Linked DNA regions of Homo sapiens: regions 1 and 3 are each linked to region 2. Evidence: chromatin loops called from intact Hi-C (ENCODE). Cell type or tissue: PC-3. All regions are shown on one strand.

Region 1 (4,000 bases), 240 kb after region 2:
TAAAAAACATTTTTATGAAAAATTTCAAATATGAAAATTTAAAGAATTGTGTTGTGATGATCACCATACCTGACATCTAATTTTTGTAATTGATATTTTATTATATTTGACTTATTTCATACCTATCATCTATCCAACATTCTACCTGTACATCAATCAAGCTTATTTTTTGGATGAATTTAAGATAAGTTGAAGATATCAGGAAATTATTTTTAATGAACAAAAACCACTCTCATGGAATGTGTAAGCTTGAGGCAGGGGTACAGCTGTCTCTGGGACTTCTCTGGCAGATAAAGTACAAGCACAGAAGAGGGGTAAAAGTCAGTGGGGGTTTAAAACTCTTTTACTTTGAATATGGCTTAATGAAATTTCTTGGGAAAATGAATCAAAGAAAACATTCCCAAGGAACAGGCAGTGCTGACAGGGAGATGTCACTATCAGAGCACCCGGGCTGTATATTACGATGGTTGCTGGGCAACACCGCTGGCTCATCTGGTTCACATGTAAATAATGAATCCTGGGCTAGAAGCAAAACTTCCTGAGGCTAGTAGGTTCCAGAATTAGCTCTTAAGCCTCTCTGTCCCTCTCCTACTATAGCACTGGCTCCTTGGTCTTCCCCAATGGGCTGTTAACTCCTTTGATGTCAGAAACCATATTCTATTCATGTCTATGCCCATTTCTTTTTCAAAACATCATCTAACATCTAGGATAGTGTTTTAGACAGAGAAGGTTCACAATGACTTTTGCAAGCTCCATTAAGCATCTATATCCTCCAACCTCAGGGTTCATTGGACTGTACTTTGCATTCTTTCCTGTACCTACACCCTACCTTTGAGGAACTCCTGGAAACCCTGTCAGGAGTTCAAGGGTCTAAGTTGCCCTTTCTTATTGCAACCAACCTATTGCCTGCCTAGCGTCTTCCATCTTTGTCAAACTTCTCATGCTTAGACAAACGTCCCAGCCTGTACGATGCCCTTTGCCTTTGATCCAGCATGAATAAAACCCTCCTCAAGGTCATTTATGAGATTTCATGTCATGGAAGCTGAGTAAGAAGGGGACCTTCAATTTAAAGGTGCAGAATGTAGACTTGTAGACTATGCTCAGAGAAGCATTATGTCACATTTTAAGAAATGGAATCTCATGATAAGAGTGAGAGAAATTATGCTTTTCGGTTGGAAGAGCATCTTCAAATAGGAAACAAGGAAGATTGCCAAAGATAATGTTGTAGTCATCCAGACATGAAAAATCAAAAACAGGGCTCTTTGATGGGGGCGAAAGTCAGTTGCATATGAGAAACAAGACCACAATCAGATTTAGAAACAGATTATAATCTCTGCTTCGCAGTTATGTAGTCAGAAAGACTCCCTGAGTCTTCTGACAAAGAGGGTAGATGGAAAGGCTTACCAAGGGCCAGCTGGAGACCAGGGAAAGAGGCAGAGAGGTGGGAGGGAGTGGGCAAGGAGTGGGATTTCGACAGAACGATGAATTGCATCCAAATAAATAAGATTTAATAACAGCATATGAAAAGACAAAGTCCTCATTTTCACCTGTCTCTGGATTTGCAAACATAGATATTTCCTTTAGAGAGGAAACCACTATATTTATGATTGGTTCATATTTCACACCTTTATTCATACATATCCTGTAATGTAAAAGGCCTATTTCTTATTACATAGGAAATGCTAAATGCACTGGGGAGTCACAGAAATGCTCAAAGCTTTTCTAGAAGTTAACATAAGTAGCTGGTCACAGGAGTACAGCCTAAAAAACAAAGCCTTCTTTCTGACTCTGCAGAAATTAAGTACTGACATGTGAAACCTGCTGAGAGTTTCGTCTGTTTTTACTATCAAAGCCTCATTCTTTTTTTTTTTCTAAGTATGAGCATACACACATGATTTAAAGATGCTAGCAAACGCTCATACGCCTGCCGCTTATACGCCTGCTACAAGGTAAAGAATGCGGCAGCGCCCCCTAGTGGTTTCTGTGTGGAGTTACAGCCTACGAATGTGCAAATACACGGGACCCTTCAGCTTTCATCCCTTGACAGCCAGGACACTAAAACACCAAAAGCTGGAATTTGTTAATATTATAATGCCAAACAAGATTTCAAACAATATCAAGTTTATTAGGAGGAAAAATGAAGACAAGTCAGATATAGAAACTTTCACTCAAACATTTAATGAAAATAAATGCAATATCATTTGCAAATCCAGTAAGGTCACACTTTAAATACAGAAAAAATATAACCTATAGATCATCAAACGCAGGTGAGCTGGCTTTGGAAAATTGGGTTTCTATTGCTAAGACAAGGGAAGATTACCAATTTAATTCTTGCTCTAGATAATGTCATAAATTTAGCTCCTTATGTATCAGATTTAAGTTTAACAAAGTAAATTAGCAAAGCCGACAAAATTTTCCCCTTCTTGCCACATAGCTAATAACTTTATACATACCAACTGTTCTTAATTTTAAAAATGATTGTAAAATGCTCCACTCACAATTCTCTTCTTCCCACACTTTCTCCTTACTGCAAAGTGTATTTAAGAGTACTGGGGGGGGCGGGGGGGCAGGCGCGGTGGCTCACGCCTGTAATCCCAGCACTTTGGGAGGCCGAGGCGGGCGGATCACGAAGTCAGGAGATCGAGACCATCCTGGCTAACATGGTGAAACCCCGTCTTTACTAAAAATACAAAAAAGTTAGCCGGGCGTGGTGGCGGGAGCCTGTAGTCCCAGCTACGTGGGAGGCTGAGGCAGGAGAACGGCGTGAACCCGGGAGGTGGAGCTTGCAGTGAGCTGAGATCGCGCCACTGTACTCCAGCCTGGGGGACAGAGCGAGATTCCATCTCAAAAAAAAAAAAAAAAAAAAAAAAAAAAAAAAAAACCAAAAAGAGTATTGACGGTAGTTCCATAGGTGAGGCTGTTTAAGATACTATGAAAAGAAAACGTGGCCACCCGTCCGTAAATGTTAGCCCTCAAATAATAATGATGACTAACACACTACTTGTTAAGAGTTTTATAGAGTTTATCTCATAGCAAACCAGTGAGGTGGACGTGATTAGCTCTCCCATCCTACAGGGGAGGAAATTGAGTCTAAGACCACACAGCTTACAGGGTGGCTCAGGTAAAATTCAGATCTAGGGAGTCTGACTCCAGAGCTCAGGCTCTTAATCACTCGAGGAGGTGCTGCCTCCCAAACACGATGATATCTGGTCTACAGTGGCAGGTTGCACACAGATGGGTCAGCACGTGAATTGGCACGTAAATTTGTTGCCAAAGGAATGAAGATGGCAATGTGCTTGAAAAGTTGTATATCATCAAAGACTCATCAAAAAGCATGCCATTATCACTGCTGGTGCTTGCCTCGTCCCACTACCTAAGAACTACAGCTTTAGTAGTGTGTGTGAAGCTAAGATTCTAGTGGAATTGTTATTTAAGGGGAGATCTCCGGAAATTATGGGGCTGCTCCTACTAGCTAGAATTTCTTTAAAGCATCAAATTGGATTAAAATGAAAGACCTGAAAAGCAGTTCCAGCTAGAAACAAGGAACCAACCAGACAGACCACAGGGAAGCTTGACAACTTCTAGAAAGAAGCATTTTCCCCTGACTTTGCCCACAGAGCAGTGAGAGATATACAACCCAGGTCACTTACAATTTTTTGTAAGCTGCTTCTGTTCTTGGGGTTTAGGAAGTAATCAGCGACGCTTCCTATAGTAATGGGGGAAAGTGGAAGTTTTCATTCTATTTTTAGAAAAGAAATATAGGCCTAGTTTTTTACACTATCTTTGATAAAATTAGACAACTAGTTAGAATTATTTTACTTTCTTGTTATTTTTTAGCACTAAACTAATATATGATCATTGTTACCAAGAAAATCTTCAAAAGATGTATAAAGGAGAAATTAGTCATCTCCATCCACCCAGGGTCCCTTTCATTCCCTCCTTCCTGAGGTAACCAATGTTAACATCCGATGTTCATCCTTCTACCACTTTATGTATACCC
Region 2 (4,000 bases):
GTGATATTCAGCTTAACCCCTAATATCTAACACAGGGCTTGATACAGAGTTTAATGTTCAATGGATGTTTACTGTTCTGCTGAGTTTTTGGTGAGCACTTTTAATTTTAAAATGTTTCAGAGTGTACATACATAATATTGATAGCAAAAACTTCTAAACAGGGACACAGTCTAGGCAACAGGATTTGGCCACTGTGGTGTTTTTGTTATATCCTGACTTTGCTGCTGTGGTATTTTAGGCAACTTAGTTCTCTCTGCCTCAGATTAGTCACTTCCACAAAAAGGAATTTTGGCTAATTTCTGAGACACCTCTAGCTACAAAAATGTCTATGATTCTAAATTAGTCTATTTCATTTAAGCACATTTACAAATCAATTTTCTAATTTGTAAAATGGAACATAAGCATTTGCTCTGTGTAACTCATAGAGTTATTTTTTTAAATATAAGTGCTAATACATGAAAAAACGTTGTGCAGTGCAATTAATAAATGAAATCCAAGTAGAGGCAGTCCTACAGCTTCAGTCCTAAGAATTGTTTTGTTACAAAGCAACTCTTGAAACAGAGAATCTCTGCTGGGACTTTCTTTCTTTGCTAATACAATTTTCTGCATCCAGAACCTATGGCAGATCCTAAAGTGACTTCTGAATAATAAAAGAAATGCTAAATTATACTCTGTACTTTTTATTAATAAGAGTTTACTCTTTAATACTTTGAAAAACAATAAATACTTGTAAGCAAAAGTCTCCCAAATGCTGAGATAAAAGTCAGCTTTATTTGATGTTTTTCAGTTTCTATATTGACTTAATTCCTAGCCAAGTGTTAAGGAATGATGTTTTTTTCTTCCTGTGATGTTTGTATTATAATGTGCTATATCAATAATCTTCATGACATACTTTGTTTTGTATCAAAACAGAAACTCTGTTATTGTGCTTCCCTACTGTGTAACTTAGTTTTTTAAAATGCTTTCCTACATATTAAGTCCTTTATCAATAATAAATGAGAGTCAGTTACTATTGTCTTAGTATAGCTTTTGTTGTAACTACATCAATCAAGCCATGCATTCTCTAGTTAAATAGGTATTTACTTCAAAAACATGATAGCCTACAATTTTTTCTTTAAAATCTTGTCCAGAGTAGATTGTAGTATAAGTGCCTCATTTAAAATAACTGTCTAAAAGAACCTGTCCTTATCGGGCCACTATAATTTGTCATCATTATCTGTAAATAGTACAGCTCTACTTGTATTAAAATGGGAAATAATAATGGTGATTAGAGACAAATATAGCAGTCATCTCTTCCTATCTTCCAGTCAACAGAAATATTTACGTTTTGGGGCTGGCTAAATTCTGCATACTTTTGGCATTTTTAAACTGAAAAATATAATCCAGATATTGTATATATGGGAAGGACTACCATCTTCTAATTTATAAATTAAATGATCATGTTAAGGAGCCATCTGCAAAACCACTTATTAAATGTTTATTATTAACAGTACATGAAACATGACATGATTTTTTGTGATTTTTGTGAGCCATCTCTGGCTCTCAATGCTTGCAGAGTAGAAGCAAATACTTTGAGAGTTTATAAAGCTTAATTGTGCTTTCAACGTGTAAGCATTTTCAGCCTGTTACCTTTTTGTTTCCAGCAAGAAGAGTTCTTTTTCCTTCCACATCGATGTTGTTTAAGAGAAATAATATTTAAATTGCATTAACATGCTTAGCAATGTGAAAAGTTAATAGATTAATGTCTCAGGCAGTGTTAGAATTACCAAAATGCCTCAGGAATATATTAAAATGGATCTTGGCCACAGAAAATATCAAGAATGCTGAGGCACACCACAGGCATCTTTTTTAAAGCCTGTTTTGTAATAAGCAGAGAAAGTGAAGGTGCTAAATCATGGTTTACTACCCCATTTGCCTCACAGCCTCTCTGTCTCTGGTGCTGGGCCTCAGAAATCAATTTCACACACGGCTGCTATCAGCATTCTTTGAGCTATTAAGACGAAAGCACTTTCTCTTCTTTTTATTAAAACCAAGCTCCCTTTTATCACATAGCTCCTGCTTTGTGCTTTCCTGCCTTTACACTCCACTCTGTCAGTGGTGAGGGCTAACCTGTCTCCTGCCTCCCTTCCTTTCAGTTCTAAACTTCTTGAAAGGCTAACCCATGTTCACTGCACCCACTTCCCCAATACTCCCGAATTCTCTAGTGCTTTGTAATCTGGCTTCTGCCCACCGCTTGGCTGACGTGGCTCCTCTGAAATTCATCAGCATCCTGTAATTCACCACATCCTATGACTTTCCCTCACATCTTGCTGCGGAATATGCTCCCCTGGCTTCTTTGGCAGCGAGTTCTCCCCTGTTTTGTCCCCTGCCTTTTCTTACTCATCTGGACTAGCAAATGCTGTCATCCCCAAGACTCTTTCCTCAGGCCCCTGTTCTCTCTGTGCTCCGATTGATCTTATCCACTTTCCTCACTTGAGTTGTCTTCTCCTTGCATGTGATTTACAAATCTACGTCTCTTCCAATCTCCAGGATTCTAGTTTCACTTACCTGAATGCTTTGTTGATACTTTAAACTCAGCACATCCAAAACCAAGCTCGCTATTTGGGGCCCCAATATTTTAGCAGTCTTTCCCCCTAGCATAGTGATGAACATACAGACATTGCTATACAACAATTCCCCTTTCTCCAGCCTCCTCTGTCTTCCTCCTCATCCCCTTCACCTACCCCCTCTCCCTCCCTCCAATCAATTGCCTCTGCCACCTATTCTGCTTCTGCTGTGTAGCTTCCTTCTGTTCCCCCTGTCTGCTAGAGCCCCCATTCAGACTCTTCTTGCAGTGGTCTTCTATGTGATACACAACTGGGACCCCAGCCTGCTTCCAGCTCTGGCCAGGCCAGTTCCTCTGTGGCATGGGTCTCAGTGTGCCAGGACACATGCAGTAAAACAGCTGAACATAAGATAGGAATGATGGTTTGGGACAGGGCCTTGGATCCCAGCTGAGGAATTGGTCCTTGAGTAGACTCCAGACAGCTGGAGACAGTGAAGGCTTTTGAGCACGAGATGACTAAGGTTTTACAGTTTTCAAAGTACTTACACGTACTTATTTGATCCTCATAATACTACTATGAGGCACTGAAGGTTTATGGGCATTTTAGGAAAAAAGGGGAAATGAGGTTTCTGTTAAAGGGTAGGAGACAAAGCCAGGTTACCATCATTTCCTCAACAGATGAGAGGAATTTAGTATCTCTTTATGTCTAATTAAATAAGTGGTATACAGTTGGGTAAGTCGGTCATTTGGATAAGAATTAAATTTAGCTATCTGAGAAGAGCAGTGGGAAATATGACCAAATACTTAATCTCACACAATGGCCATCTAGAAAAAGAAAAATAAAGAAAATAAAAGATGAGATGACTAGTCTGTGTGGAAGACTGAATGTTCTCAGCGTATGTTTTATTTTGTCCCTTCAAATTGGGCTCAGGAAGGTTTTAATTTCTTCTATCTTTTACGAAATGATTTAACATGTTCATGGTTCCTATTTTTTGAATGAAAAGTGTATACATTGAAGTGGCTGGTGCATTATACTTCAGATTACGCGACATCCTGGTAACTGGAGGATTTCTGAATCTCTTTGTGCATGCTATGTAACAGGATCGGATGATCATCTTCACATTAGGCACCAGAATGCTTCCTCTCACATATAGACTTAACAATTTACAAAGTGCATTCACATTGACTACAGGAGTTCCTGGAATCAGTATATTATCCCTGTTTTAGGGACAAGGGGCTCCTAAGTTTTTGATTTTCACAGGGAGGAAGGGAGTTTATAAAGCATCTTCAAATATAAGAGATATATCCACTAACAGTTAAGAGGTTTTTGGAACCCTTTAAATATTCAATTAGATCAGTGATTGTCAACTCTGTCTATACATTCAAATTACCTGGGAAAATTGCCAATGTCTGGGTCTCTCCCCAGACCAACCGTATCAGAATCTCTTGCGGGGA
Region 3 (4,000 bases), 54 kb before region 2:
TCTTCATTGCCCAGTCACGAAGTCAAATATAAAAAGTAGCTTAAAAATAGTTTTTTCAAAATACTGTTCTATAAGAATTGACAGTTTTGTCTAAATTACTTCCAATATCTATAACAATTCAAAGTAAATAAATCCTAGTCATATTTTAATGGGAGAAAAAATAAAAAGGTATAAATTACACATTGTAAAACAGTGATATCTTTCTTTTAAAAATTTCTATTTGGGGAAGGAATAAGTTTTTTTGGTAATGAATATGCTGCTTGGGAAAGGGATGTTGGTATGTTGTTGGATACGGGTGTTAAAGAGCTATAAAGTATATTTACTCAGTGAAGATTCAAAGGAAAAGGAATCTAATAATGCTTTTTAATGAGAAGATCACTTGAGTCCAGGAGTTTGAGGTTATAGTGAGCTGTGATTGTACCCGTGCACCCCAGCCTGGGGGACAGGCAAGATCCTGTCTCTAAAAAAACCAATAATAATGAAAATAATAATGCCTCTTTAGCCTTCCCACTGTGATGACCATATTTCACTCAAAACTCTCAACTGAGTTGAAACCCAAACTAAACACTCTCCAACAGCCATATGTAGTTACTGCTCATAGCAAGATTATAAAGAAAAATATAGCCAAACCTCAAAGATAACCTCTTTAAGTTTCACAATTTCCTCTTAAAAGAAAGAGAATGTTTAAAATGCAAAGGAAAACATAAGAAGGACAAGACTGCTAGAATGATAGTACAAAAACTTGTTAACTAATTAAATAATGGCCCTTGCTTATAGTACCCAGCACAAAGTGATGTCTTGGAGGGAAAAACCTACAAGTTCATGCTGCTTGAGTTTCAGCACATCTTGGTGTTAATGAGAAGATTTGATGCTGCTTATCGTTTCTAGGCTTACAGAAACCAGGCTGAACACATGCAAGTATTTGCACGTTAGCAACCTAGGCATGGCAGCTTATTTGGTTTCATTCCGTAGGGCCTTGCCAAGGGATGAACTGCAGTAGTAATTTCTTTCTAAATTATTCTCAAATCCCTGCTTCAAGCTTCTATCTGGTTCACTAGAGGCCAGCATCCTTTTTATGAAATTCAGAAACTAGGACTTGAGAAAGTAAATTCTGAGGAGTATTGACTTAATAAATTTATATCCTCTTGACAGGCAGAGACGCTCAAAGGAGAGGGAATTAGAGATGTTTTCAGCAAGGATTCTTGGATTTGCTTTTTCTGCTGTATTTAATTTGCACATTAAAAATTCTCAGCAGTTCATATACTTCTAGCCTTGAAGAATTATAATTGCTATAATAGACTTGTTTGAATATCTCTTTTCTTAAAAAAAAAAGCATATGTTGTAAAAATGCTTGAGCCTTAAACTTTTTGGATCTCAGTTTTGCTGTTTACTAAATGAGAATTAGTCCAGATCACCCATATAGCTCCTGGTGTTATGGTGAAATGAGCATGTGCTTCGGCATTTACAAACCTGACAGGACCACTCCTTAGCTGTATAGCCTAAATAAGGCATTTCATGTCTTTAAATGTTCCAATTTCCTTATCTGTATAATTAAGGTAATGCCCAATTTTCAAGGTAGTGGTGAGAATTGAATGAGTTTGGGGCAAAAGGTCATAAGGTACCATGCCTGGCACAGGGCAGACAACCCAAATATACTAATTCTTCTCTAATTCTAACATTCTATGAGTCTATAACTTTGCCAGGTTCTCTCTGAGGTATGTAATCAGTCTTTATCTGTCATTTTCAATAACGGGGATTGTGGCAGAAAGAGATGAAAGCTGTCTGCCTAAGCTCGTGGAGCTAGCCAGGAGAGGGGACTCATATCAGCTTTTCTCAATCTAATAATTTTCAACCCTGTGGAAATGATGGTCTCATTCTTAATTCTCTTCATCAGTTGAAAGTTGAGCTGTTGAATGATTTTTCTTTTCTTCATACATGCATTTAGTCATCACTCTGTCATTAATAATAGGAGTTAGCTCTAGCTGAGTGGGTCTCAATATAACAACTGATCATGGCAATATTGAGGGAAATTACGGGTTGGCCAAGTAGGCATTCCTATTCATACTGAGTCAAGGAAAGTAGATGCTTGGCATTAGCCATCAATCCACAAGACAATAATATAGGTGATTGCTTGTCAGTCAGCATCACCCAAGTGAGCTGGAAGGTGTGACTCTTCAGGCCAGGAATGCCAGCTCATATCACTCAATGGTCATTTACAACTATTGCTAAACCCCGCTCTCGTGGTCTCCATGGGATGATGCTGGCTGAAAAAAAAAACTGTGATCAATTTAGGGGACAATATCTCCTATGGCCCTTTAAGTATACTAGAAAGATGCCATCAAACAGAAATCAGTTTTACTAATATATTCCCTTTCATATGTTCCCTAACAATTTGGAGTTTTTTATTATATCACCTTGAGTTATGAACAAGAGTGAAATTGTCCTTAGCCAAGGAATATAACTTTTCTGGAAGGAAATGTTTAATGCTGATGTGATACTGTGGGCTGTGGTTTCACTGGGCCCTGTTTCTTGTAAGAGTGTCACTCACTTAGCTTTTACCAAGGCAATGTGGAAGAAAGAACTAAAATTTGTTATTTCCCATGTATTTCCATTGTTGCACTGATTTCTATAAAGGAATACTATAACTGAGCATTACTATTATTTCCACTTCAAGATTGAGGAAACTGAGGCTACGAGAAGTTGAAGAGCTTGCCCCAAACCACAAAGTTAGTAAGTAACAGAGCCCCCAAGCCTGTATTCTTTCCACTGACGAGTGTTCATACCAGAACCCTCCCGAGAGAGTCAGAGTTGAAGCAGAGGATAAGAAATTGAGAACACATTAAGGAGAAGGGATAGGAGAGAGAATAAGGAGGAGTAAAATAAAGACATGTCAGAAAAAGCATTAAAAAAGAAATGTGTGCCACAGTCAGAAGAAGGCCGAGAGGAGAGGAAAAGCAGAAGGCCTAACTTACTGGGGCTGGGGGGCACCCAGTGAACTTGGCCAGCTGCCTGGCAGCAAGCACTGCAGGGAGATCTATAGCCACCAGATCCATCAAATGAAGGAATCTGTGAATCATTAAAAAAATGTTTATTTCTTTATGCCACAAATGATAAAACAGTTAGTCATAAAATATGAGGATTTTTTTTCCCAGAGTAATTGCTGCAAATATTTTCAACCATTACTCTGAATGTTCAGTGTTTAACTAGCGAAAAAGAAATGATGTGTTTTGAACCAAAGTCAACCTCCAGTTGTCCACATGGCATGCTGTACAATTGCATTTAGAGATTAATTTATTTGCAAGATACTGAAAGCTTATTTAGCCTTGATGTTATCACAGGGTGGATAGGGGCTCTGCCCTCAGAGAAACAATCAAAGTCACTCATCATTTCTCTTTTCAGAAACATTGTTTCCCTTTGTTATCTAATTTTAGCATTAAAAAAAAAAGCTGTGGGTCAAATCAGAGAAATTAGGATTTTTTGCAGATGTGTTGCCTAAAGAACATCCTTTTGTTCTAGCAACAGCAGTTCTTCTCAACTCCAAAAAGGAGAAACACACAAACCACAATGTCCTATAATGAGTTTAGTCACCATCCTACATTCATCTTGGCTTTACAGTAAGTTAGACTTCTTTTGGTGGATACTGATTTGTCCCCTGGGATATAATTCTGAGAATATACAGCAATTCCAATCAAGTATTTGGCCAAAGAACAGCCAAGCCATGATAGTTGCCAGAGACCTGACTGTCCAGCCTAATAACTGGGCATTGTATAGAAAGTCTGTTTTTCTAGAGTTCGTCCAAAGGAAGGGCCATTATAAGCCTGCAGTTCTGCCGGAAATGAGGTCTAACATTCTCCTTCCAGAATACCTGGAACTTGTCACTTGGCAAAACAATCAGGAGAAATTACCCATGATGCCATAGAATAAGGCTGATCTTTGGAATTTCAAAGTGATCTAATTTTCAGTTTTTAAAAAATAATGTAGTCTTTCAGAAACAGTACTT

Evidence for each region. Peaks named below come from ENCODE experiments on the same cell type or tissue, not always from the same donor. Only the 100,000 strongest peaks of a DNase experiment are listed, where the experiment ranks them.
Region 1: it touches region 2 in a loop (4-fold over the local background); 2 of 110 quality-filtered maps call a loop at or near these places.
Region 3: a loop joins it to region 2, with 2.4 times the contacts of the local background. A loop is called at or near these places in 5 of 110 quality-filtered maps.

The regions. Positions count from the first base shown.
Region 1 is chr9:18,253,227-18,257,226 of GRCh38, reverse strand. It overlaps a transcript of ADAMTSL1 not described here. Among named protein-coding and RNA genes, the nearest start is that of ADAMTSL1, 220 kb to the left of the region's middle. In PC-3, a CTCF peak has its summit at 1,976 (motif pointing left); DNase peaks (open chromatin) are centred at 1,966 and 3,056; H3K27ac peaks cover 2,331 bases.
Region 2 is chr9:18,489,066-18,493,065 of GRCh38, reverse strand. All of the region lies in intron 1 of ADAMTSL1 (ADAMTS like 1), which reads right to left. Among named protein-coding and RNA genes, the nearest start is that of ADAMTSL1, 17 kb to the right of the region's middle. In PC-3, no CTCF peak of the experiment used is centred here; a DNase peak (open chromatin) is centred at 2,285; H3K4me3 peaks cover 1,441 bases; H3K27ac peaks cover 4,000 bases.
Region 3 is chr9:18,542,792-18,546,791 of GRCh38, reverse strand. All of the region lies in intron 3 of ADAMTSL1 (ADAMTS like 1), which reads right to left. Among named protein-coding and RNA genes, the nearest start is that of MIR3152, 29 kb to the left of the region's middle. In PC-3, no CTCF peak of the experiment used is centred here; DNase peaks (open chromatin) are centred at 2,111 and 3,101; H3K27ac peaks cover 2,999 bases.